Linked DNA regions of Mus musculus: regions 1, 2, 4 and 5 are each linked to region 3. The links are chromatin loops, found by intact Hi-C in ENCODE. Cell type or tissue: heart. All regions are shown on one strand.

Region 1 (5,000 bases), 270 kb after region 3:
GGCCTCTCTGGCCCACACCTGTCACCACTGATTGTTAAAGACAAGAGTAAAACCAGAACCTTAATGTTGTGTATGCATTGAATTATGTGCTTTGAATCAGCATATGGTAGGCTGTAAACACATGCAAGTCACGTGCCAACTAAAAAAACCAAAACGTAGGTATATAGAGGAAATGATCTTAGTATCAGCAGTGACAGTGTAACCCTCTGTGTTTTCTAGTTCTCTGTACTAAGCATGCGTTGCGTCTTTTTCACATTTTTTTAAACAGGTAGAAAGAAGAGAAGCCTGATCCTGGAGTAGGAGCCCCCCCCCCCCCGGCCCCCCAGACAAAGGAGTCTGCTGAAGCTGTCACATGTGGGATAGCTGCTGGAAACCTCAGATGTGGAATTTCAGTCCAAACTGAATTCTATTCGACTTACTCCCACCGCCCAAGCCACCCGGGGTCTTCAGATTACAAAGGGAAAAGGATAGAAAACCATGTCTGGGCTTGAAGACACCATGCTGCATGGAGTCTTTTGCTGTGAAAGCTCTTTGCTCCCTATGCGGGCATTACAGGGAAGGGTTAGGCTAAAGAACATTCACGGAGTCGGGTACAGAGAAGACAGGAGGGTCATACAGCTGTGGTGAGGAGGAAGGTCCTTACCCAATAGGCCATTACCTGGAACCTGAGCCCACTGCAAAATGTGAGCCCAGGCACCAAAAGCTTGACCTTGGCCAGGGACACCTTGAAAAGGAATTATCAGGGTGTAGCTACTCCCAGTGGAAAGAACAACTGCTGTATTTTTAACAGCAAGGGTAAAAGCCAAAATATGGAGAGACATGGACGTTTAATGAAATGGAAAAAAAAATAATAAAACAACCGCCAAACTCCTACCCTCCTCACTTCCTATTTGTACTAACACAGATGGGCAGGCAGCTCCAGGCTAGCTGATCCTATGTGGTCAGATCGCAGGCCGAGGGACAGACATTTCTATCCCACCAGCTCTACAGCTGCATACCATCCCTGGAGACTATGGGGAAGAGCTTTGTATCATCGATCTCCATACAAGGATATTTGTAAACAACATGACTAGAGCAGAAGGTGGCCCGATGGCCACAGGACATTTGCAACCATAATCTCAATGGGAGAAGAAATAGAAACCAGGAGGAGAGGACACCAGGGGGAAGAGTGGGAAGAGGTCTAGGAGGAAAGGAACAATTTCAACAGAACCCATTTCCTTCCTAAATTACCTTATCTTACTGCCTCCTTCATTCATTAATTTTAAGGATGCTTGATAAAAGAAGAGGAGGAGGAGGAGGAAGTTTTTTGGTCAAAATCTCCAAGTAAGTACCTAACAAATGAGAATGGCTCCGTGCAGCTGACATAGTTGTGGGCCATTGAGTACTTCAGACAGCTACTGACTGATTTTTCAGTAACTGATTTTTTCCAAGGACTCATGTTCTTGTTTCTCCCCTCCTAGCTACAGGGGAGCTTAGAATGTCCTTGGGCAACTGCAAGTCTAACATAGATCTTGACAATTGAAATGATTTTTCAGAACAATCTAGAAATTGCCCAGGACTGGTCACAAGTGGAATCCCATTTGAAGAGCTAGGCAGATGGTGTAGTTAGTAGACTGCTTCCTGTGTAAGCATGAGGAATTGAATGTGGGTGCCTGTTTCCTGTGTAAAGAGTCAAGCATAGCACCCCACACCTGTACGATCAGCACTGGGAGGGCAGAGACAGGTAGACCACTACAACTCCCAACATAGTTGAATCAGGGCACTCCATGTTCAGTAAGACACCCTGTCTTTAAAAAAAATTGTGGAGAGCAAACTGAAGAAGGTAACAGCTGTTGACCTCTGGCCTACACACACACACACACACACACACACACACACTTAGAGACTTAAGACTATTAAGTTTATTCTATATTTTTTGCCTTAAAAGTTTATTTCTACCCATGTTAAACCCACAGCAGTCATTGCACACACAGTTTTAAAAGGATAATCAATGTAGACCACTAGGACATAGTGAAAGCAATACAGTTAGCTTTGACTATATATTTTTCTATTTTTAGGCCATATATCATTATCATTTTCAACTCTAGTGTGCACATATGTACACATACAGAAAGTATGTCCTGTGAGAGCCAAGATACACATACATAATAACTGTACATGACAGCTCTAGGCACTTTTGCAGTGCAGGGACCGCTCTAACCCCAGAAGGTGTACAGACGAGTTGCAGCTCATAGGAGACCATAAGCAACTTGTCACATCGGTGCTCCACTCTCAAGTGGTATATATAGTGTAACTTTGACTCAAAAGGGAAAAAAAAACCCTAGAAAAAAATTACATTAAACAAACAAAAGCAAAAGGTTGTTCCACACAGTGGGGTGTGGGAGCCAGTAAGGGGTGCAGAGAGAGAGATGAGTTAGAATGGAAACGTGAAAGTCTCAGAATAGAAGTACTTTTAAAGAAAGACACAGAAACAGTGAGCAGTCAGAAGAGGAGAGGGGCTTAGGGAGGAGAGAACCTAAACTCTAAAGAGGATGACCCTCCCTCCCAGTGCGCCTGGGCACTCCCAGCCTGTGACTGCTATTCTAGGGAAGCTATTAATAGCTCTTCCTGTCCCCCAGTTTGGACGACAATTGGCACAGTCACCTCCTCGATAGTTCTGGCCTGAGCCAGAGGACTAATGGAAAGGATCGCAACTGGGACACACATGGAGAAGGAAGGGGAAGAGAGGCACGACGCAGCAGGAAACAAACCGGAAAAGGAGACAGGACACACAAACTATGAACTGTGGCAGAGCAAATGTAGATAAAGCGAAGAGGGCCAGCGAAAGCAGAGCGCGCAAGCATTTATCCTTTAAGCTTAAACAGTGAAGAGACAGGGGAAACGAAGACTCAAAGTGATTCATAACACAAATATGTGTAGGCTCCTAATATTTTCCCCTGTATTGACACGGTTACTGGCCGAGATCAGCCTTTGTAAATTTGACTGAAAAGAGTTCTTGCAGACTCCCCCACAGCCCCTGTGGTGGCTGTCTCCAGGCTGCTCCAGGGTAGCATCTCTCTCTCTCTCTCTCTCTCTCTCTCTCTCTCTCTCTCTCTCTTCCTTCCCCCCCCCCATCCCCGCCTTGGCTCAGCCTTCCCACCAGCCCCTCCCCCACCCCTGATGGCCGCATACCAGACTGTCTGCACTGTGGTTTCCCAGCCGTCCACAGATAGGCCACAGCGAGCGAAGCTGTGCCTCAGTGCGTCATTTCGGAGACCTTTTTTGACTTTTCACCAGATCAGAATTTCATATTGTGAAAGGCTGAAAAGTAAATCTCAAGGGCAAGTTCAAAAGGCCAAGCGACTTCTAGCAAAGCTGCCCCAGACCTAGAGGGACGGCAGAATCCCGTCAGCAGTAGGGTCTTCTGCAACTGGGCTTTCGGAACCCGTGCCGCATAGGTTTCTACCCCGATTTTGAGTTGGGGCATAGTCTGGGTTTAATTCATTCGTTGGGGCTCGAAGCCCTTCACCTCAAACGTTTGGGTCTTTACAGAGACTATCAAGTTAAAGGGCAGTCCAAAGCATGGGCTCCAATACAGTAAACTTTCTAAGAAAGGAGACGGGGACAGAGATGCAGGCGCGTACAGAGAACATGCCACAGGAACACGGACAGGACTATCTAGTTGTGAGGGAACAGGTAGAGCACAGCCTTCCTCACTGCAGTAGAAGGAACCAACCCCGGGGATGGCCTGGCCTTGGCCTTCTAACCTAGAACTGCGACAAAATTGGCTTCTGTTTGTAGTGCTCTGTTACGGTAGGTCTCAGAGATGAATACCCAGGTATAATCTGACCAAAGATGCATGTTAGGAGGAGTTGAAGGGACTGTTTAATCCGTCCCCCAACTTTCTCTGAGGAGACTATGTGTTATCTTAGAGTTATCTGGAATCGTGAGCCTTCTTCGCAGCAAGATTAGACCAGCTGATCTTGAACAGATAATTGTGCCTCAGTTTCTCCAATGAAATTGGCTACTAGACTTGCATTCTTAAGTTCTGATTGTGATTGATTATAAAGTTGAAGAGTGCTGGCACAAACGTGCTGAATTGTGGGGAGTGGGAGTGGCTACCAAGGCAAGGGGACCCTAACTTCAGCTGGGCAGAGGCAGAGCTCTCAACAGTCCATCCAGTTCTCATTGGGGGGTGGGGGGGCAAGGCAGGGTTTCTCTGTATAGCCCTGGATGTCCTGGAACTCACTTTGTAGACCAGGCTGACCTCGAACTCAGTCTTTTGAACATCTAAATTTGACACAAAGGAACACCTGAAACAGCTACAATCACCGAAACAGCTACAATGTTTGTCCAAGTCACAGAAACCTTCAGAACCTAATTCCAGGGTGTTTCCCTTTGGTCGGGCAGAGAACCCATTTGCTGACATCTTTGGGCTTCCAAGGACAGCCCACTTTTGGTTTCTTCCTAGTTGCTCCAGGTCCGCCTGCCTCTGAGCAGAGCAACTGACTTGAGTCAGTAGTGTAAGGCATGGTGTTTAGTTCTGCTTCCTTATATGGCAGGGAGTGACAGTGTGCTTGTCTGTCTAGCTGAACTGCAGTATGGCTCAATGACAAGTTCTAATGATTGCTTATGGAAACCTTGTGCTCTGGCTTCCTTCACTTTCCCAGGAAGACAGAACAGACAGCCATAGGGTTGGAATCAGGGAGTGGCACTGATTCCTGCTATGCCATTTGCCATTTATGTCACTTGGGGCCAGCTATTTAATTTACTTTGCTGTTCTCAGATGGCCTTTGCTGAAAAAGTTGTGACATACAGTGAGCCAGTAGGGTAATGGACAGATTGAAACTTCGTCCTAGAGCCCTAAGGCTTCAAGTCAATCATCCCAGTGCTCTCTCTCTCTCTCTCTCTCTCTCTCTCTCTCTCTCTCTTAACCCCCACCTCCTCATCTTCCTCCTCCCTCCCCTTCTTCGTTTTCTTTCCATTTCCCATTCCAGGTCTAAATTATTGAAAAAAATTCT
Region 2 (5,000 bases), 120 kb after region 3:
TGCATTGGTGTACTGCTCCAGCCGGCTGTCAATCTTGGAGACTACTGCTGCTTGGTGAGTAGATCTGACACCACTGCCAAAGGAGCACAGACATGAAAACGTGAGACGGGAGGATCTCTCCGTAAGTGAGACAGCTGATGAGCCTCAAATGAACAGTCAACTCTATTTACCTTTTCTGCACAGATTTATTCAAAAACTCTGCTCGTTCCTCTATCTAGAAACAGAAGAAGAGAAGAAGCCTTGTGAATATGCAGAGGAAACGTTGTGTAGCAAAGTCCTAACTCGGGGAAGCTCTGCAGACACTGAAAGCCTGAGGTGCGAATCAATGGAGACCATACCAATGAGTCTTTGAAATACCTCTGAGCACTCGTGGAAGGCAAGGCACACCCAGAAAGACACGCATTTCACCTTTGGACCTGCTTCGTGGCCCATAGCTTACTCACGGTGGCCTTCTACCACACTGCTACCATTCTTGAACTTGGTTAATAAAAACTATCTCAGAACAAATGAGAGCACAACCACGCTGGGAGTAGCAGCCCGGAGGGGGCAGGGAGGAAATGATGAATAATGTATCTGAGGCGGGGGAAGCTAGTATTGGAAGAGGGTGCAGAATGCAGAGAGAGAGAGAGAGAGAGCCGGGCATGGTGGCGCACGCTTTTAATCCCAGCACTGGAAGGCGGAAGCAGGTGAATTTCTAAGTTCGAGGCCAGCCTTGTCTACAAAGTGAGTTCCAGGACAGCCAGGGCTACACAGAGAAACCCTGTCTCAAAAAAAAAAAAAAAAAGCAGAGAGAGAGGGAGAGGGAGAGAGAAGAAGGAGACAGGAGAGGTGTGTGTGTGTGGGGGGGTATTGGGAGCAAAAAACAGCCAGTTTTATGGCCTTCCATAATACAGACCAATGACAAATTAATTATTTATGTATTTAGATCTGTATCTCTCTGTGATGGCATTTGGAAGTGGGTCGTTTTGGAAGGTCATTTTGTCAGGAAGGTGGAATCCTCACGGATGGCATTAGAACACTGATGGAAAAGACAAGAGGACTCTCCTATTTTCTTGTTCTCTTGCACATGAAGGGGCAGCAGGAACAGAGCCCTGTGTAGAACTCAGCAGTATTGACACCCAGATGACCTCACACTCCCCAATCTCCACAGCTGTGGAAAACAAATGCTTACTTGGTTTAGCTTATTGGTTGTTTTTTGTTTGTTTGTTTGTTTGTTTGGTTTTTGAGACAAGGCCTTACTATGGAGTGTAGGCTGTCCTTGAATTCCTGGTTCTCCTACCTCATTGTCCTAAATGCTGGACTGACAGGCATGAGCCACCATATCTGGCAAATGATAACTACTCAGTCTACACCAATCTGTTGTGCTTATCCAATCTGACCAAGAGAAGGGAACATTCCCATCTTATCAGCCTAGGGCAGGTCACCACAGTAGATCTCTGGACAGGGTAGGATATGGAGCCTTTCTTCATGCGTGCTCCTTGGCAGACTAAGAGAACAAAGGGTCCTTAGATTTGGAAAACACTTAAATACCAGTGGTAGGTACCATATTAAACGTCATCACGAACATGATGCCACATCTCTAAGACAAAATAGGAGTTTTGATATTTGAACTGAGTTGTATAGTTTACCATTTCAAAAAAATTTTGATATTTGAGCTGAGTTTCATAGTTTGCAGTTTCCCACATGAACTTTTGAAACCGAGGGAGGCATGCATGAGCTGGAGGGGAAGCTAGGTGTCTTGTTTATTTATTTTTACAAGTCAAATACTTTGCAGAGGGTGGTGGGAAGTGCAGCGTAGTACAGAGCAGAGCTGAGCCCTGTGTGTGTGTGGCTCTGCCAGCATCTTAAATGAGGGTTGTTCAGCTCCCCTAGGCTGTCCCGTGAACCAAGCCAAAGAGTGGGCACACCCCTGCTCCTCCTTTTGTATCTGAAATAGTTAATCCAGCTTGACGTCATTCTCTTAATTTCCATAGGATGCACCCTCTGTTTACTGACTCTTGCTGGAAAGCGCCTTAACCAGCTGCCCTAGTGTGGAGTTTATAAATTAAAGACTCTGCACAATATTTAAGGAATTTAAGGAGGTAAGTTGGTGCTCCTGATAACCAGCAGGTGGCAGTACCGTCTTAGTAGAACTTAGGGAAGACACTACCGCTAGCTTTAGATAATAGGTTGTATATTTTCCTTACCTCACATTCTACTTCTCCATCAATAAACTCAAACACCAACACCAAAAGCCTTTGGATTTAATCTACTTATAATTTGTTCTTTGTGTTGTCATTCATTGCTACCATAACCAGGCAATGAGAACTCACTTGTAGAGTTTCCAAGACAGTGGAAATCATAAGGAATAAACAAATATACCATTTAGCACTATTTTAAGGTCAACATCCAAATTTTTCCCTTCCCATTGGCAGTGCATAGTACCGCCTGGTTGTTAGAATTGTTATAACCAACACTGCTGTCTGGAGAGCATCGCTAGGTATTGGAATTCCATTATAGGATAAGCTAGGTTTAGGAAGATTCCAGAAAGTTCTCTAAGGAACTTCCATCGGGACCAAAGGCAGATAGTATACACCTAAATGCCCATCTCTATTATGTAAAAATTAAAATTTGTCTGGTCCTTTCTGTACATTTACTTTAAATGATTGTTAACATGTGCGGCTCCATGAGAGAGAAGACGGGGTTCCTAGCGAGGCCAGGGGGATCCAAATGAGAAGTGAGGACCCTCAGGAGCTTGGTAGAGAGGAGATGGTTAAAGGGTGGGGGAGGAGGGGAGGAGCCCCAGTTTGTCCAGAAATCAGAACAGATAGGATCTAGAAGTCCCAGTGACCGCTCTCATGTTATCAGGACTGTTCAAGGAAGACTCAACTTGGGAGAGATTTTAAAGCAGGAAGAGAGAACATTATTTTCTTTGATTATTTGTTGATCCAGGAACAAAAGAGCAGGACCAGGGACAGGCTGCCCTGGTGGCTGCTCGGAGATAAGCAGCGAGGAGGGAGGACACTTCTCCCTGGCTGGATGACTGCTTTCCTGGCTGTTCCTTTTGTCTTGCTGATCATTCCAGTGACCCTCAAGCCAAGCGTTTGCCATAAAGCTCTCAAACAACCAAAGGAAAACACTTATTGTCTTGTTTTGTTTTTTAGATAGAGTTTTACTCTGCAGCTCAAGTTGACTTGGAACTCGCAAGGTCCAGGCTGGCCTTGAACTGGTGAGCCTCTTGCTCTAGTATCCCAAGTGCTGGGATCAAAAGAGTGAGTTACCACACCCAGCCTGAAGCACTATTTTTTCTCCAGACTTATTTTTTAAATTTTTATATGTATGGGTGTTTTGCCTATCTGTATGTATGTCAGCATGCAGTGCCCATGGAGGCCAGAAAAGCTATTAGATCCTCTAGAGCTGTCAATTCCAGTGTCGGTGTTCAGAAATGAAGCTGGCCTATTGCAGGCCTTGTTGTGCTGGCCCCGAGGGCTTCCTGGTTTGAGTGACTGAGTGGACTGCCTTTCCCCAACATCTCAACCACTCCACAGTCTCCCTGACTTCAGTTCTTTTTGGTCCTCTTTTCTCTCAGAAAGAACTTCTGCCCTGAAAGTTAGGAGCTCTGATCCATGAAGGCAGTAGTAAGATCGAACTCTACTGGGAAAGATCCCTATCCAAGTTGCATCTCATCTCCTACAGAAATAGCTTTGCAGTTTGGATCTGGACCAATGTCAGTTGCTCTGCTTTTAGTAATCACAACATTAACATAAAAAGCAGCTGAAAGAGTCAGGGGTCAAATGTTTGTCGCTCTCCATATGGTACTATCCAATTCCCAATGTGCTATATAAAAGATAGGGCCTTTGGGTGAATTCCTTATAAATGGGACTAGTGCCCTTCTTAATGAGCCAGATGGAGCTTGTGTGTTCCTTCTTTTCTGTTTCATCATAGGAGAACAGAGCAAGAAAATGCCATTGTCAGATATTGAATTTGCTAATGCCTTCTTTGACCTTGGACTTTTCTGCCCCCAGAACTGTGAGCAATAAGTTGTTCATGTTACCCGGTCCAAGATGTCTCGGTAAAGTAGACTGGACAGATTAACACAGGACAGCAAAGAGCTACAAGAAGCCAGGGAAGTCTTAGATGATCAAAACCTAAAGGGACTCTAGTGAGATTCCTATGATGCTGGAAGGGAGCTTTTATAGGAAGTATTTCTGGGAAGATACCTTGAGAGACGAGCCTTTAGGAGTGAAGCACTTGAACGGCTTCTTGTCCTCTGACAGGCCATCCTCTGGCATCTTCTGGCGCTTCTCAGCAGCTTCTGCCCTTCTCCTTTCGATCTCTTCCTTTAACCTCCTCTTCTCTTCCTGAGACAGACAGAGTCAATAGCATCATAACGTGCTTCAGCGCTGTGAGCCCAAGAGCATCATCAATCAGAGGGCAACAGATTTAACCCTAGTACGTATGTTGTCCCATCTTCTGGGATGCTCAGGAGAGGGTGCCCCTGAGCACAGGAGTCCAGCTGCCTGGATTTGCATTCTGGAGGGGCATTTTCCATCAGTGTGACCTTGGTCTTACCTGCTACCTGCCTCAGTTTCCCCACTTATCAAACAGAACCGCAGAAATCATCTAGTTTTATGAATGACTAGTTTAGAAAAATGTGTGTGAAACGTTTAGACTGCCACCCTGCTTGACAAGTCTCCCTTGAAGGTGATGTGTTATCATCACATCTTGTAAGTCATTTAACAGCAACCTTCCACTTCTGAAAAGGGCAAAGGAATACAAAGGCCCCCTCCACCTGCTTCCAGGGAAGAGTTGTCAAGGTGGAATCCTTTGTGCAAAAAAGGGCAATAAATCTATGGTACCAAGTCTAGCAAACTACATGAGGTTGACACATTGAGATGATTTTGTGGTAGCCCCTGACTCAACTGAAGACATCATTTTAGGTGCTGGCCTCATTGAAAACTGGAGTTAGAAGAGACACCGGAATAATTAAATTTCCACACAACTTAGGGAAACTGTATAAC
Region 3 (5,000 bases):
TCTTACAGTCACTTGGTGTCTCTTTCTGGACTATGTGAGTCGCCTGGCCCTGGTGATAGCCACAGCTCCCTGCCTTGGTTATTGGATGTCAGCTCTCACTAGCCTCAGCTGCCATGCCTTTCTGGCAGAATCCGGTTATAGTTGAGATGTACACCACAGTGCCCTCTTCTGGTCTCAAGCCGAGATCTGAGTGTCTTCTGCAGAACCTGAAAGCTGGGTAAGGTGCTGGCTAAGAGGCTTCTCAGGACAGCAGGCCTGAGATCTGGGCCCACCTCCAGCTCCTGCACCTTGGGGTCTTGTGGTCCCAGAACTCTCATTTGGTGGCTTCCTCCTCCTTCCATCGTGAAGTCTCTTAGCTTGAATAGTACCAGCTGCCTGCACCTCTGCCTGGCTCAGCTGCATCGGCTGTGCCTGTGCTCTGGTCTCTCACTTGGAAGGAGAGAAAAGCAGGAGTGTTGAGGCCTGGGCTCCCTTCTGGGATGGAAGGAAAAGTGGAAAGCGATATATAGGAAAACCCTATATATCATAGTTACTATTTATTATTGGTGTGCCTGTGTGTGTTGGGTGGGTGGGTGGGGGGTGGGGTGGGATATGCCACAACAAAGATCACAAGACAACTTGGTGTAGACTTAAGTTCTTTCTGTTCATCTTTATGTGTATTTGGGGGATCAAACTCAGGTGGGCAGGCTGCATGGCAAGTGGCTTTCCCCGCTGCGCCATCTCCTGCTCACGTGTTTACCCACGTCCACACTGACATGAAGGGGTCAGTCCGTTCTCTGCCGTGTCTCCACTCCGACTGACACACAGCCTCATCGTCTGCCTCACCCAGCTTTGTGGGCCTGGGTTCCGCCTGAGTCAGGAGCCCGTGATTTAATTTCCTCTGGTTTTCCTGTCTTATGGCGTGCTCTTTCTTCCAGCATGTTCCCCACAACTTGCTGAACCAGTGGTTTTAAGGCTCAGAGACAGAAAGAACATTCCAGAGCTTGTTCCTCCCCAACCCCTCCCAGGAAGAATGCATCCTTCAAAGCGCCTCTTTGGAACCCCTGAGGGCCTTAGTAGGGCTCTGTCCTTTGCTGTCCTTGAGTGAAGGTGTTGTGGGGCACAACCAAGAAGGCAGGTCACACTGCAAACCTTGAGTCACTCTTCTGGGGGCTGAGAACCTCGCCTGGCAGGTGCAAGTCTGCATTTCCCTCCCTGTGCCCTGGGGCCCTGTCTCTGCTGAGCCCCAAACCCATGCCCAGGAGCTCGGTGTGGGGTCTGGAAGTACAGTCACGATTACAGTGCCTGCTGACTAAATGAAGCTGACGGACACTTGTTACTATAGCCAATAAATTTATCTGCCAATTTAAAAATAATAAAACCCATGTGGACTCCAGCACAGGCAAGTCTCCTAGCTTGGTCTTTCCCTCCTGCTGCTGGGGTCTTTGCTGACAACAGGCTCTGTATGCAGCCACACAGGTCTTTAGCCTTATTTGCTGGGTGGCCATGGAGAAGTTTTAAGAGATGTGCAGGGTCGGGAGAGTTATTAAGAATCAAAGGAATCCAAGAATGGAAGGATGCCCTCTCACCCAGCATTAGGCTTGCTTGGCTCACATCAGATGAGGTAGAGGGCCCGCCCTATTTACAGTCAATGAATGCTACTTTCTTGACAGCTAGGGGCTGCCCTCCCAGAAAGGTGGCAGCCTGGCCTGGTTCAAGAGCAGCTAAAATGACTCTAGGGGTCATCTGTGGGATTGGAAGCCATTGGTTTATCCCATTAAGAGTTGGGGCCTTTAATTTCCTGGTCCGAGCTATCAGTTTAGGATTGAGGATTAGCATTAGGGAAAGGCTATGGAGAAACCGTGCTCAATAGGGGAGCTGTGGGTGCCCCAGTCCAGAGTGCGGTGTTGACCTGCTGTTGTAAATCGAACTTGGTCACTCTTGATTTCTCCGTTTGGGGGCAGACAGAATCAGATCTGAGGTTTCCTTTGCTCCAGCGCTCCAGAGAAGAACCTCCCCTGTGAGGGCCTCCTACTGTGTTTTTTTCAGTCGTCTTCCTTGGCTTTTTCCCCAACCACCCAGGTTGCCTTAAAATCATGCATGCGTTTAGCTGAAAGATTCCGGACACCTGGGAGCTAGCTTGGCGCCTCCTCCACTTCTGCAGAGGGAACCTTTCTTTGCTTCCCCTAGTTACTGACTCTGGCCGCTAAGAACCAACGGCTGCGCCTCCGTCACAACAGCTGACAGAAACAGGAGCCTGCGGATGTGACCCGCGGTCTGCAGGGGGCACCCGGGGCCCTAGCGGCCAGCCAGCGCCCGGGTCCGGAGCGCGCACGCCGGGAGCGCGCAGGAGCCGGAAGGGGCGGGCGGTGGGATGCGTGCGCGTCTCGCAGTTCTGAATCCCCGGAACCCACGGGAAGGACCGCAGCGCTGCCCTCCCCTCTTGCCCACGGTTCCATCCTGTCCCCAGGCCCCCGGCTCTGCGCCCTCTGCGGTAGGGAGGGAGTGGCGCGGCCAGCTCCGCGCTAGTGCAGCGACGTCCCGCGTGTGCCTTCTGGGTGAGATTTTCCAGGGACCCAACGGGCCCGACCCGATCAGCGCTGAGCTCCAGAAACCTTGCGGCGGGCAGGACCTGGCTGCTGGCTCGATGGTCGATATCCAGCTTTCTACGACTTTGTGCACGCTAATTCTTAACCACGTCTGTTTCTCGTCTATAAAATGGACATGATACACATGTACTGCCGGGTCTGACTCATTTCTGTACACTGTCACTCACTGGATGGTATTCCTCTTAATCGACTTCTGTTCTGTGGCTGGACAAGTTGTTTGGTTTAAATGAAGTTATAAACAGTCATTCTGGATGAGCCAAAATTGTCTACTGGTGTATGTTGGGGGCAGGGGGAGCACTGCCCATTGAAATGTGTGAATTAGAAAGCCTGGGGGATTTAGTAATTGATATGTTTTGTAAAATGTGGTATGGGAGGGAGGGAGGGGGTGCCTTAAGCGGGCCCAAGCTGAACCCCCTCCTACTCCCAGGTATCAGCCATATGATGGGTCTAGTATAAAAAGAAGTTTATTTGGGGACATGAGAAGGGGGGTTGAGAAGGGAGTAGAGGCAGAGAAAGAGGGGACAGAGAGGGACAGAAAGAGAGAGAGGGACAGAAAGAGAGAAAGGGAACAAAGAAGAGGGAACATGTGGAGAGAGAAGTGGGGAGGGGGGTTCAGAGAGCATGAGAGAGGCCAGATAGTCCTTTTATAGCAAGCCAGGTTTGTACCTGGCTGTTGCTAGGTAGTTGAGTGGAGCCTAGAAGGAACGTTAGCATGCTAACAGTAACCAAATCACAGTAGAGGTGAGAAGTTTGTGACATAGATGGAGATGGACGATTGGGCCAGAATCCCCTTTCTTCCTTCCTTTGGGCTGTAGAAATGACAGGAAAGCATTTCTTGTTGCTGCAACTGCCTGTGTGGGGCACAGAGCAGGGGAGGGGCTACAGATATCTGTCTGCAGGCCCCATGTCCTATCTGCTGCTAGTCCTCCATGTGACACAGTGTACATGGCTTGGCCTTCTGGGCTCTGCTCACCTCTGGGTCACCTCAGGTCTGCCCTACACTGACTAGTAATTACTGCTGGTAAGTTGGAAGAGCGTTGACTTACTAGAATCTACTGACTTGGTTCCTCCTTGTAGGCATTGAAGATCGGCACCCACTGGGGTCAGATGAGCCTGGTGTGACAAGAGAGTGTGAGTTTTGGTCCTGTTCTAGAGAAGCAAGCCATGGAAACCCTAAAATCCAAGACCAAAACGAGGGTCCTCCCCTCTTGGATGACAGCCCCTGTGGATGAGAGAAAGGTTGTATCAGTGAAGACAGCCACAAGGAAGCAGACAGCCGCCTGGGCCCAGAGAGTGGGGGCAGCAACAAGGTAGCTAGCTGGCCTGTCTGTCAGAGTGGGCGGGGCAATGAAATCCGTCCTTCCAGCAGAGCCCATCGCTCTCAGCTTGCCCCTCACAGAGAAGCACCACCACGTGAGTGTGTGCTGGTGAGCTCTGTCCTGCCGTCTAGCTGTTGATGCAGGCAGTGAGCTCTGCCTACAAACCATGCCTACACCCCAGGAACCAGTTGTTCAAAGTGCTTATCTCTTCTTCATTGGTGACAAAAGCAAGATCAATGGATCTGAAGTCTAGTCACCTGAGTGGTGCCTGTCTTTCCTGTACACAGGGCTTTTCAGTCAGTCAGTCAAGAAATCTGACATTGCAGAAGTGACGGGTGAATGCTGGTAGTCAGGGCGGGGAGAGCTTATCAAGTAGGAGGGAGGGAGCAGCCATTCTCTCAGAAACAGGGGCAGGAGGCTTTCAGGGCCACACTTGCTGGCTCTTTCCTGTTCCTTACGTAGTTGTCACAGCCCCAGTCACATTCATGTACAAACTGGGCTCTGGCCTGATGGCCTGTACTGGCTATGTCCTCTGTTTGCTTTTGAGACAGTGTCTCTCTCTGTAGCCTAGGCTAGCCTGGAACTTACTATTTAGGTCAGACTGGCCTGGAACTCACAGAGTTCCACCTGCCTCTGCCTCCCCAGTGCTGGGATTACTGTGTGCCACCACACTCAGCCGTCCACTGTGTGTTTCAAGGAGTAACAGTGGGAAGCCAGCCACTATCCCCACTCCCAGTTCTGTGTGAGGGAGTCCACGAAGGGAGGGTAGTCCTGTGCCCTGCCCCTGGACCACTAGGCTGAGGAAACTCTACAGCTCAGAGAATCAGTAACTCCCCCCCCCCCCCGGGGGTGCTTCCATTTCCTTCCTCCTTGTGAGTCCCTCTGCCCTCAGCTGTGGCTCTGCGTCTCTGTTTCAGAGCCCCAGCCACGGAGACCGTGTACTGCATGAATGAAGCTGAAATGGTAGACGTGGCACTGGGGATCCTGATTGAGGTAACATCTGTCCTGTCTCTTGTGTCTCCTATGCCTGGCGATTCCTCATGGGTAGGAACGAGCACAGGTCCCCCGCTCCTGGTAAGAGAGATGCTCTCAG
Region 4 (5,000 bases), 370 kb after region 3:
GGCTACCTGGCCTCTCCTCTACTGAGAAAACCTGGCCTGTCTTCCGTGCTCAGTTTGCTTTGGATTTCTCCAATCCATCCCATCTCATGCCGGTCAGACTCATTACCGTGCCCAAACTACCCTGATTTCTTTAAAGCAAGGTCTCTACATAGTTCTGGCTGTCCTAGAACTCACTAAGTAGACCAAGCTGACCTCGAACTCGGAGATATCTACCTGCCTCTCCCTATACTGAGTGCTGAGAGTAAAGGTGTGTGCCACCACACCTGGCCAAACAGTCTTGATTTTAACAATTATCTCCTTTGAAAATTTAAAATAAACTTTATTATTTTATGTGTGTTCATGACTGTGTGTGTGTGGATGTGTGAATGCATATACACACACTGTGGAGATCAGAGAAGACCTTTGGAAAACAGATTTTCTCCTCCCTTCTTTGTGTAGAGTCCAAGCATTGAACCCAGGTCATGGGGCTTGCAAGCCAGGGGCTTTTACCCCCAGGACCATCTCTCTGGATTCTATTATCTGGTTTTGTTTTGATTTTGCAATGTTAGGGATTGAATGCCCAGACTTATCTTGTTCTTAAGCACTTTTTGTCTTGGAGTTACTGCCTAGATACTATTTCTTCAGCCAAGTGTACGTACAAGCACACATCAAGATCACATAAGGTTTAGAAGGTCTGAACTCTCTTCAGAGAATTTCACCACTTGTTGGCTTTAGTATCTTTTAGTTTTGTTTTGTGGCATTTTGAGACAGGATTTCTCTGGCTGTCCTGGAATCTCTCTGTAGACCAGGCTGGCCTCAAACTCCCAGAGATCCACCTATCTCTGCCTCCCAAATGCTGTTGTTATTTATTATAGAAAAAACTTCAAGTACAGCCTCCGGGACATTTTACGTTCTATCCAAACAATAGAACAGCATTCAGATGTACAGTTCGCTTGGCTAAAACTCTGAAGCATGGAGAAATACTTTGGATAAATAAAAGAACACAGTATGGAATATGAGTTAAGAATGTATCCATGTGAAACATGTATATAGAAATAAATGAAATGGTGCTTACTAGGGCAAAACTTGAGAATTCCTTCTGCTCACAAGATACTTCTATTGTTATATACTCTGTAATTTGAATGACATCATGGCAGGTCTCTGGTTTTATGGCATTATAGCAGCTGCCTGAGGGGAAATCCTCTGAGCTGATTACACATGAGGCCTCCTTTGCTCTCTTATGTACCAGCAGCAAGGGGATCATTTCTGCATAGATGATAAGCAACTAAAGTCTAGACAGGTTAAAGATCAAGGGCTGGTTGTAAGAAAAACCTTAAAAACCAACCCACACTGGAGGGGAATGAACCCTGGGAATTCTTTGTTTTTTGGGTTTGTTTTTGTTTTTTGTTTTTTCGAGACAGGGTTTCTCTGTGTAGCCTTGGCTGTCCTGGAACTCACTTTGTAGACCTCGAACTCAGAAATCTGCTTGCCTCTGCCTCCCAAGTGCTGGGATTAAAGGCGTGTGCCACCACGCCGGCTTTTTTTTTTTTTTTTTTTTTAATCCTGGGAATTCTAAGGGCGCTCTCTCTCTCTCTCTCTCTCTCTCTCTCTCTCTCTCTCTCTCTCTCTGTGTGTGTGTGTGTGTGTGTGTGTGTGTACACACTCTCGAAACTTTTGAATCCAGACATGGATTCATTCACTTCCCTTGCCAGCCAGCCAAAGAGACAAGCAAGCAAACAAGTGAGCTTCTGAGAGCGAACCACGGGGCTGCCTAACTTTTTAGAGTTTTAAAGGAATAATGCTTTCTTGTATAGCGCAAGATTCCTAGCAACATTTAAAATAATTACTATGCATCAATATTTTGCATTCACAAAAGTTTCTCACCCACATCATTTGGTCTGTTTATCTTCATTACAAATGGAAAATTGTTTGGTTTTTTGCCTAATCAGTCCTGAAGGATGAGCAGACAGGAGGCAGCAACTGAGACAGGGAGAGGTGAGTGATGGAGAGGAGAGCCTGGAAGGATACTAACCCTTCTGGGAGTCTGCATGAGCCTCTGTGGAGCAAGACTTGGGAAATGTCACCCTGACACCTGTCTGGAGAAGAGTAAAAGAAGTTGAGGCGAGAGAAGCTGAAGTACCTCTGGGGGAGATGAGGGCTTTAAGAGCAGCAATAGATATGGAGAAGGAATAAAATTGTGAGTAGAGATGACACCACAATTAATCAAGAGAAGACAGGGATGGTGGCCAGGAGGCTGGGTGAACACCCTGATATGGTCAATGATACCAGATAAGTCTCCAGAAACCAGGAAGGACTTGATATTAGTTTATATATTAGATTTAAACCTGCCTCTTTCCCAGGGTGAAGTCCCTTGGGGATCCAGTGCTTCTATTTATGTTTATGGTTATGTAGGCAGAGCTCTCCAGCTACAGGACCACAGGAAGAAATCACACAGAGGAATTCCAGGCCTCCCTGTAGCACATGACCAGTTATAGCAGATTGCTCAAGGTAGGGTTAGAGGCAAATATAGATGCATTTGTGAATAAATACTGACCCCCAGTGTCCATGTGCAGAAATAAAAATTAACAAGCCCTCTTCATGCTGTACATAGGCTCTGCTATCAGAGTCAGGATCCAGGATTCTTCAGAAACAGACAGCAAGTAGCGAGCCTACAGCTAGAGGCTGCTGGGGGAACTCTGGGCACAGTCTGTCAGGACAGATCAATGGCCTCGATTGTGAGTACAGAACTTGTGTTAGCTTCCCCCCTCTAGTGCACTGCTGATATTTGCCAAGGTCCAATCTCAGCTGCTTCTTAATCTTATCAGTGTGAAATAGTAGATTGACTGATAAAAATTCTAGCTTCATCTGACAGCCCACCTAGTTCAATAAGGCTTCCAGTGGAGATTTCCCTCAAGGAGGTGCCAAGTGAGGCAACTGGGCAGATGTTCCCTTCTCAATTGAGTGGCGGACTCTACTACTCCATTCATAGAAACTTCTTAAGTAAATTGGGCAGCAGCTTCTTCGGCTGTGGTGGCTTCTTCTTGAGGAGAGTAGCCATTTAGAATCCTGGCTAAGCACCAGCAGGGTTGCTCGTGAATGGCTCCTTCTTTTGGGGGCTGGTTCTTTGGTACTTTGGATGTACACTGACGTCACATCTCAAGAAAATGAATTCATTTTCGTAAACTCCAGTTTTCAAAGTGAGAATGCTTAGATGTTACAGTTTGGATGTGAAATGCCCCCCTCCCCCAACTTACCTTTGTTAAGATAGGGCTTTGGTGAATAATGACAATACCAATGATTATGCTAACAATGTGGGAAATCTGATGGGGCCCCAACCCAAGACTAAGAACTCCAGGCAACTGATCACTGCCAAGGGAAAATAGGTCCTCTGATTGGTTACACACCAAGTGGTTAGCCTGAAATCAGGTACATGCAGGCCACAGTAAACACGAACTCAACAGGTTGAATTTACATACTTACAAATTATATCTGAATATACTAAATTATTTAAATTAATTAAAAGATACGAAATAAAAAGGAAATCAAGGATTTTTTTTAAAAGATGGGGCTTTGGGGAAGTAAATGAATTGTGAGGATTCTGATCTAAACCGATGAATGCATTGAGGTCTTCATGATATCTCAGCAGGTGACGGTATCTGCCACCAAGCCCAGTGGCCTGTTTGAAGCCTGATAACCCCAGCTTGATTCTTGGAACTCACACCATAAAAGGAGAGAACCCAGTCCCCAATGTTACATGCACCGTGGCACGCATGTATCCCTGTATAAATTTAATAAAAATGTTGAGTACTTCTCAGTCTCTCATTCTATACATTGGTTCACTGTGGGTTTCTCTATTAATAGCCATCTATTGCAAAAAGCAGCTTATTTGATGAGGGCTGATCATCAACCTATGTGCACAAAGTTAAGTACTGAACACTGGGGGTGGGTTAAAACTATGTATACTTGACATACTATTTGTGAGTATGTTCTCCTCAGAACCTATGCTCTACCCAGCCATGGGTTCTTGGATCAGTTAATGGTGCCAGGCATGGGTTACATATTCTAGAGTGGGCCTGGCATCCGGTCAGAAAGTGGTTGGTTACCTTTATAACATTTGTACCAGGGTTGCTCCAGTGGGCATATTTTGCCAGGCAAAATGTTGCTGTAGCTTTCAGGGTTCACAGCTGGGTAAAACTGTTATTTTTTTTCTCACCCCCATAATGAGCATAGCGCCTTATATCACTATGAAAGCTAAGCCAGTGGGAATAAACTTCCAGATCTGAAATAGCTTGACTGCTCTGTGTACTACAGTTAGGCATGTGCGATCTTCCCTTCCTCTCAAGGGTTAAAAATCACAAAAGAGGAGATGGAAAGACCATAAGAGCAGAGGCAATTATTGACTACAAAAAAAAAAAAAAGTGTTTTCTGGCTATGAGAAGGCCTTGGCACACATGAACACACACAGCATCTGGCAGAACACTCTTGGCTTCTGTCGCAGGCAATGAGGTGCCTCCATTTCAGGCCACTGATGCTCAGAGGTCTCGGCACCAGGAATGATGGCTGTTTCCTAGTCAGCTAGATTCAAGCTGACTAGGACACTGAGCTGAGTGACAGAAGGGACATCTGAGAGGTGCCTGATGTAGGGAGTGCAGATTAAATAGAATTTAGGTGCCACAAAGTAGCATCAAGAAGTCACATCACTTCAAGATACTATGGAGAAAAAAATATAAAAATATTTGCATCAGGAAAGAAATGTCATTATTAGTCAACTAAAAGATGTCAGTGTTTATCATATTTCTGATGAGTTACATCAGCAGATAAGCTAGTTTGGTCTGCTACATAGCTGTAGCTTCAAAGGCGAAAAAAGTGACAAGACAATCCAGCTATTGTTATATTTTTTAGTGTGTGTGTGCACATGTGTGTGCACATGTGTGTGCACGTGTGTGTGCACATGTGCCACAGCATGCATGTGGAAGAGAACAGAACTTTGGGGGGCTGGTTCTCTCTGCCAGCCATGCCAC
Region 5 (5,000 bases), 97 kb after region 3:
GTTTAAAGGTTCTTGGAATACTTGGGGAAACAACTGGTGAATAAGATCACAGAAAGTTGTGGACTTAGAGAACTATATATCATTTTTGGAGAGATTTTAGAACTTTAAACATATGGTAATTTATACTTAAAAAAAATCTCCTTTAAAACAGAACAGGATGTAAGTACAGACACAATATCAAACACTATCTCCCTCCTCCTCCTCCTCCTCCTCCTCTTCCTCCTCCTCTTCCTCTTCCCCCTCCTCCTCCTCCTTTTTCTACTACCCACATCCTTTCCTTCTGGTATTGGAGTCACATTACTGTACTGTGGTGAAACCCAAGAACCTTGGCTGGAACACCAGGGATTTGAGTATGGTGCATAATATGTTGCAATAGATTTCGCACATAAGGAAGGAAGTAGATATGACTGTAAAAATAAAATCCTAATCATTATATACACACATTTAAATAGAATCCAGAATAATCTCACCCAAGATTTTCTCAAGAAAAATCCTTTCTTTCCCATTTTAAAAAATGTTTTTAATTAAAATAGAATTAGATCATTTTGCCCTTCCCATTCCTCCTGTCAATTCCTATTCCCCCTCCCCACTCTCAAGTTGATAGCCTCGTCAAGAAAAATCAACTCTTTTTCTTTCTTTCTAGACAGGGCACATTACACAATACATTTTTCAGTTATTTTCTAACTTCTATGACAAAAACAGACATCATCTGTTTTGTTTTTACATCAAATTAATTCTATAATGTTTTAATTGGAAATATGTGCTTGATACTACATTTTACCTCAAATTACGCAAAGTAAAAAAGAAAGACATACCAAGTCATCGTCATCACTGATGCTTCTATCTGAGTAGTCTTCCTCCTCTGAATCTTCTGACATCTCTTCTAGTGTCTTCCTCGGAATGTCTTTAATTATGTGAGTAGGCTGTAAAATGTCTAAGGAGATTTTTAACAGCTTTTCTTTTAAGCAAAGGTGTGCAGGTTCTGTATTAAATGAATACTACAAAACCTGTCCAATTGTATTTAATTAAGAGTGACAGATCTCTGAAAACTAAACTAGTAAGGATACAGGAAATTAATTTCAAATTCAAAGATTTTACAAAACTATCCGTTACTACAAAGCAAGCTTCCTAAACAGATATCCAATACCAGATGTTCAGTCCTACAAAGAATATACACATAAGCAATATTCAATAGGCTTCTGCAAGTTGCATTTATATATTTATTTAAACACACAATGATAATAAATAGCAAAAGAGGATATGTATCTGAGAGGGTTGGAAGGGGGATAAATGATGTAATTATATTTTAATTAAATAAAAAATTTAAGATGATGAGTGGATATGGAATGGGGGTGTGAATTTTAGAAGAGATGAAGGGGGATATATTTATAACCTGTCAGTATGTTTTATGAACAAAAATAAAACTTAAAAAATCTGTTGAAACAAGAGAGACAAATCACGTAAATAATTTAGTTGAAAAACTTCCACAGTATATAGCCAGGCCATTTACATTTTATATTCATAACTAAACACTACACTGCAATAGTAAATGGGGATTGTCTTCACGCATTAAAAAGTACACAAGAAAAGTTATAATTATTCAGACAATAAAATGTAGCAATAGTGTAAAAACTTTCCCCTTTCTCTTGAACTTTCAGTTGACCCGAGCTTCAGTGTGTATAACTTAAGTTTCTCTTTAACCGTGATCATTACTGTATATTTAACTTTTAAAGCCAATGACACCATTTGTATTGGAATAGCTACCAGAAGGTCCGGCTGGAGATGACCACTGTTGCTTCTAGGCAAGCCTGAAATTGGCATTTTACTAAAATGACATTTTCCTCCTGCTACACATGCCAGTGATTGTGCCTTTGGGGATAATACAGTTTTAGGTATACGTTTCCTCTTTTCTTATTTGCAATGAAATCATCCTTGCCAAGCTTTTACACTTTGGAGGACACCAAAAGAATTTACCAATTTCACAACTACTGGTGTTTGGTTCTCTCTAAAAGCGAGCCTTTTGACCACCGCCGACAAACACCTTCTCAGCCCCCGGTTGACGTCTACAGACGAGCGCGTTCGGGGGCGCGGACGGCGCGGAAGGCCTCGCGAAGCTTCATCATAAACGCCAACTGCAGTCGAGAGAGCGGTTTCTAGGTGACATCTCGGGGCGGAGACCGAAGCTTCAGCCCCGGATGACGGCTCGAAATTACGACAACCCGCCGGGACGCCCGGCGGCAGCTCCTTACGTGCGCGGACGAGGCGTGCAGGCGCTAGGCGCCGGAAGCCCGCGGACGCCGGTCCGCGCCCGAAGCGGCGAGCGGGGGGCGTGCGGCCGCGCCAGGCCTTCTCTCGGGGCGGGACCCGCGCGGAGCCTCCTCACTCACGCGGGCCCCGCGCCGTCCCGCGCCGAGGGCCGCATTTCCCCCGCTCCCCGCTGCCTAAGCGGCGCGTCCGCCGCCCGCCTCGTTCCCTGGGCCTCTTCAAGTCCGCCGGTCGTCCCACCCCTGCCGGGAGAATACTTTAGGATGTCCCCCAGGCACCGGGCGACGACAGGGTCAGAGCAAATGCCATCGAAATTCAGCGGTCGCTGAGAGAGCAGGCCGCTTGTTGCCAGGGCAACGGCTGTACTCTCGCGAGACTTTGGGGAGCTTTAGTGATTTCTTCCTAGGGACAGCTGTGAAGGTGGTGAGGTTTTTGGCGGGAGACATTGATGCTAGGGGATGATGGGAACTCCTGGCTTGGCTTATGGTATGGACCGGTTTGAGCATTGCAGGAGGGAGAGTTTAGCACTGGGGAAGATGCGACTGCAGTTTGTTCTGAGTGACTATAACTTGTTTGCTAGGTGCCTGCGCTGAGAAGGCAGTAGAACATACAGTTTAAGGCTTGTGTCTAGAGCCCCCCTTGACTTTTAACAACCTGATGACCACGGGCAAGTTAATTTTCTGAACTGAACCTTATTAATAAAAATGAACTAATTTATTTGAAGTTAAAAGGTTGAGTTCTATTTTGCACAATTATAATTCATTCTTATTCTGGAAGTGAGACTTAAAATACTTGATTTGGAGGAGTCATGGTTATATGTATAAGGGTAAATTCTCAAAAATTTCATCAGCTTAGAAATTCTTTGTTAGCCAACACTTTCACAAAGCAAATCTCCCACCTTGCCTTATTTAAGTCAATAAGACCCCCACAGCAGTCTTAGGATCTGTGTTTGTGTGTGTATATTTAACCCTGATTTGTTGGTCACTTTTCACTTTGGTGGATAATACAGTTGGAACAGTTTTCCAAGTAAAGTTAATAAAAGAAAAACCCATATAGACAAAAAGAATGAGGAGGTGTTCAGTGCCCTCATGGTTCGCATTAAGCGCTTCAGTTTCAGCATGGAAATGGGTTAGCATCTCTAGATTTGTTAACTTTCTGGGAATGTGTTTGTGTCAGACCTTGAGACTTTCTGTTTCTTTGGGCATTGGCCTGAGGAAATGAAGTGTGCCATTGATCACACTTGTTTGAAAACTAGTCTTCATAGTTAGTTGTGCTTGGTTTTATGCCATGTGTATATCACTAACGGAGACAATGCTCAGAGACTCTCTGGTTTGAGGGTATCCTCAAAGCTCCAGTACCGAAATTTACTTGCTCCTGTGGATATGTAAGAACAGAAACATAACCCTACTTCTGTTTATATGTGGGGCCGTTCAGGGGTAAGTAAGATGAATGAGACCATCGGCGTGGAGTTCTCATAATTAAAACTTAGTGGCTCTATAGGACAACAGAGGGCACCCACTCCCAGTTTCTGCTAAGGGGTACCATTTGGTCACTTGGGACTCTCTGCCTGCAAGTCCGTCACCAAATGTGTTCCCTTGGCTTGTACCACTAGAATCACAGTCAAGCTAGACTTTTCTTAAAACATCCCCCGCTGGTGGTATTGTGCTGTTGGACAGTAAATAGGGTAAGCCAGTTTGTTTTATATGGAATCTATTGTTTTTTGTTGTTGTTGTTGTTGTTGTTGTTTTGTTTCTCTTTACTCATGGATAAAGGCTATAGGCTGTCAGGTTCACAAGATGGAGCTCCAAGAAACATCCCAGCCAGATAGGGAAGAGGCAAAGATAGGACTTAAATCATGTATGTATGTATGTATGTATGTATGTATGTATATTCAGCCCAACTATGCACATTAACATATGTCAACAAATATTTATAGAGAATGCTATTAGTGCATAAGAGAATTACTTAGAAATTCTCAAAGCTTTGAAAAGTCACATTCATTCATTACTCACCTGACCTTTACGGGTTAGTTTTACATCAGAGACTATTGACCGTGAAAGGCCATTGCAGAGTTTTTTAATGGGGATTACATCCTAATGGGAGAAGACAATAATAGAACCAGGCAGATGAAAGTTGCTATGGAGGGAAAGAAAGCTTAGCAGTGCTGGGGTCGAGTAGCTTGGCAGCGTAGTTCTTTAATGTGAGGTGGCTAGGGAAGCCCTCTGCCCAGGTAGCATTTGAACAAGAGACTAAACCTCGTGGTTGACTAGAGAAGACCTCGCTGGTGCAAGTGCTGAGGCCAGGAGAGACATGCTGGCTGTGGTTAGTGTCACTTTAAAGACACATCATATGGAATCCCCTCTCCTCCAGCTAAAGTTAAAATCGCCTTAGAAGCATTTGCTTTAAAACATTTTAAAGTTTTAGAACATTGTTTGTATTGCATTTATAGGGGCATGCATGCTACAGTTCATGTGGAGCTCAGAAGACAACCAGTAGTACTAAGCCCACTCTTCCTTTACCTGGACTCTGGGAATTGAACTCGGGTTGTTCTGCCTGCATATATGTCTTCAGACCAGAAGAGGGCACTAGATCTCATTACAGATGATTATGAGCCACCACGTGATGGTTGGGAATTGAACTCAGGACCTCTGGAAGAGTAGACAATACGCTTAACCTCTAAGCCATCTCTCCAACGTCCATGGGCTTTCCACTTTTAATTAAGTTTTTTTTTTAAT

Evidence for each region. A loop is a pair of places that touch in the nucleus more often than their neighbours do. Peaks named below come from ENCODE experiments on the same cell type or tissue, not always from the same donor. Only the 100,000 strongest peaks of a DNase experiment are listed, where the experiment ranks them.
Region 1: a loop joins it to region 3, with 3.0 times the contacts of the local background. A loop is called at or near these places in 4 of 42 quality-filtered maps.
Region 2: a loop joins it to region 3, with 2.1 times the contacts of the local background. A loop is called at or near these places in 4 of 42 quality-filtered maps.
Region 4: it touches region 3 in a loop (2.9-fold over the local background); 7 of 42 quality-filtered maps call a loop at or near these places.
Region 5: a loop joins it to region 3, with 5 times the contacts of the local background. A loop is called at or near these places in 17 of 42 quality-filtered maps.

What each region holds. Positions count from the first base shown.
Region 1 is chr6:34,608,304-34,613,303 of GRCm38, reverse strand. The region is part of intron 1 of Cald1 (caldesmon 1); the gene reads right to left. Among named protein-coding and RNA genes, the nearest start is that of Cald1, 12 kb to the right of the region's middle. In heart, no CTCF peak of the experiment used is centred here; DNase peaks (open chromatin) are centred at 2,643 and 3,263; H3K4me3 peaks cover 1,511 bases; H3K27ac peaks cover 4,908 bases.
Region 2 is chr6:34,757,324-34,762,323 of GRCm38, reverse strand. It overlaps Cald1 (caldesmon 1), which reads right to left. Exons shown (of 14, transcript NM_001347100.1): 8 at 4,200-4,340; 9 at 171-214; 10 at 1-73. Among named protein-coding and RNA genes, the nearest start is that of Agbl3, 21 kb to the left of the region's middle. In heart, a CTCF peak has its summit at 2,100 (motif pointing right); no DNase peak of the experiment used is centred here.
Region 3 is chr6:34,875,437-34,880,436 of GRCm38, reverse strand. Cyren (cell cycle regulator of NHEJ) reads left to right here and starts at 2,372. Exons shown (of 4, transcript NM_001135611.1): 1 at 2,372-2,537; 2 at 3,666-3,898; 3 at 4,825-4,900. The coding sequence starts at 3,753. It overlaps Wdr91 (WD repeat domain 91), which reads left to right. Exons shown (of 15, transcript NM_001013366.1): 15 at 1-11. In heart, CTCF peaks have their summits at 170 (motif pointing left), 2,273 (motif pointing right) and 4,040; DNase peaks (open chromatin) are centred at 896, 2,336, 3,956, 4,746 and 4 weaker places; H3K4me3 peaks cover 2,297 bases; H3K27ac peaks cover 3,405 bases.
Region 4 is chr6:34,509,130-34,514,129 of GRCm38, reverse strand. It overlaps Gm52898 (a long non-coding RNA gene), which reads left to right and starts at 2,345. Exons shown (of 3, transcript XR_003956420.1): 1 at 2,345-2,487; 2 at 2,591-2,714; 3 at 3,623-3,796. In heart, a CTCF peak has its summit at 2,533; no DNase peak of the experiment used is centred here; H3K27ac peaks cover 953 bases.
Region 5 is chr6:34,778,034-34,783,033 of GRCm38, reverse strand. It overlaps Agbl3 (ATP/GTP binding protein-like 3), which reads right to left and starts at 2,602. Exons shown (of 20, transcript NM_001289656.1): 1 at 1,975-2,602; 2 at 816-934. The coding sequence starts at 878. In heart, CTCF peaks have their summits at 2,218 and 4,841 (motif pointing right); DNase peaks (open chromatin) are centred at 2,223 and 2,593; H3K4me3 peaks cover 1,524 bases; H3K27ac peaks cover 1,448 bases.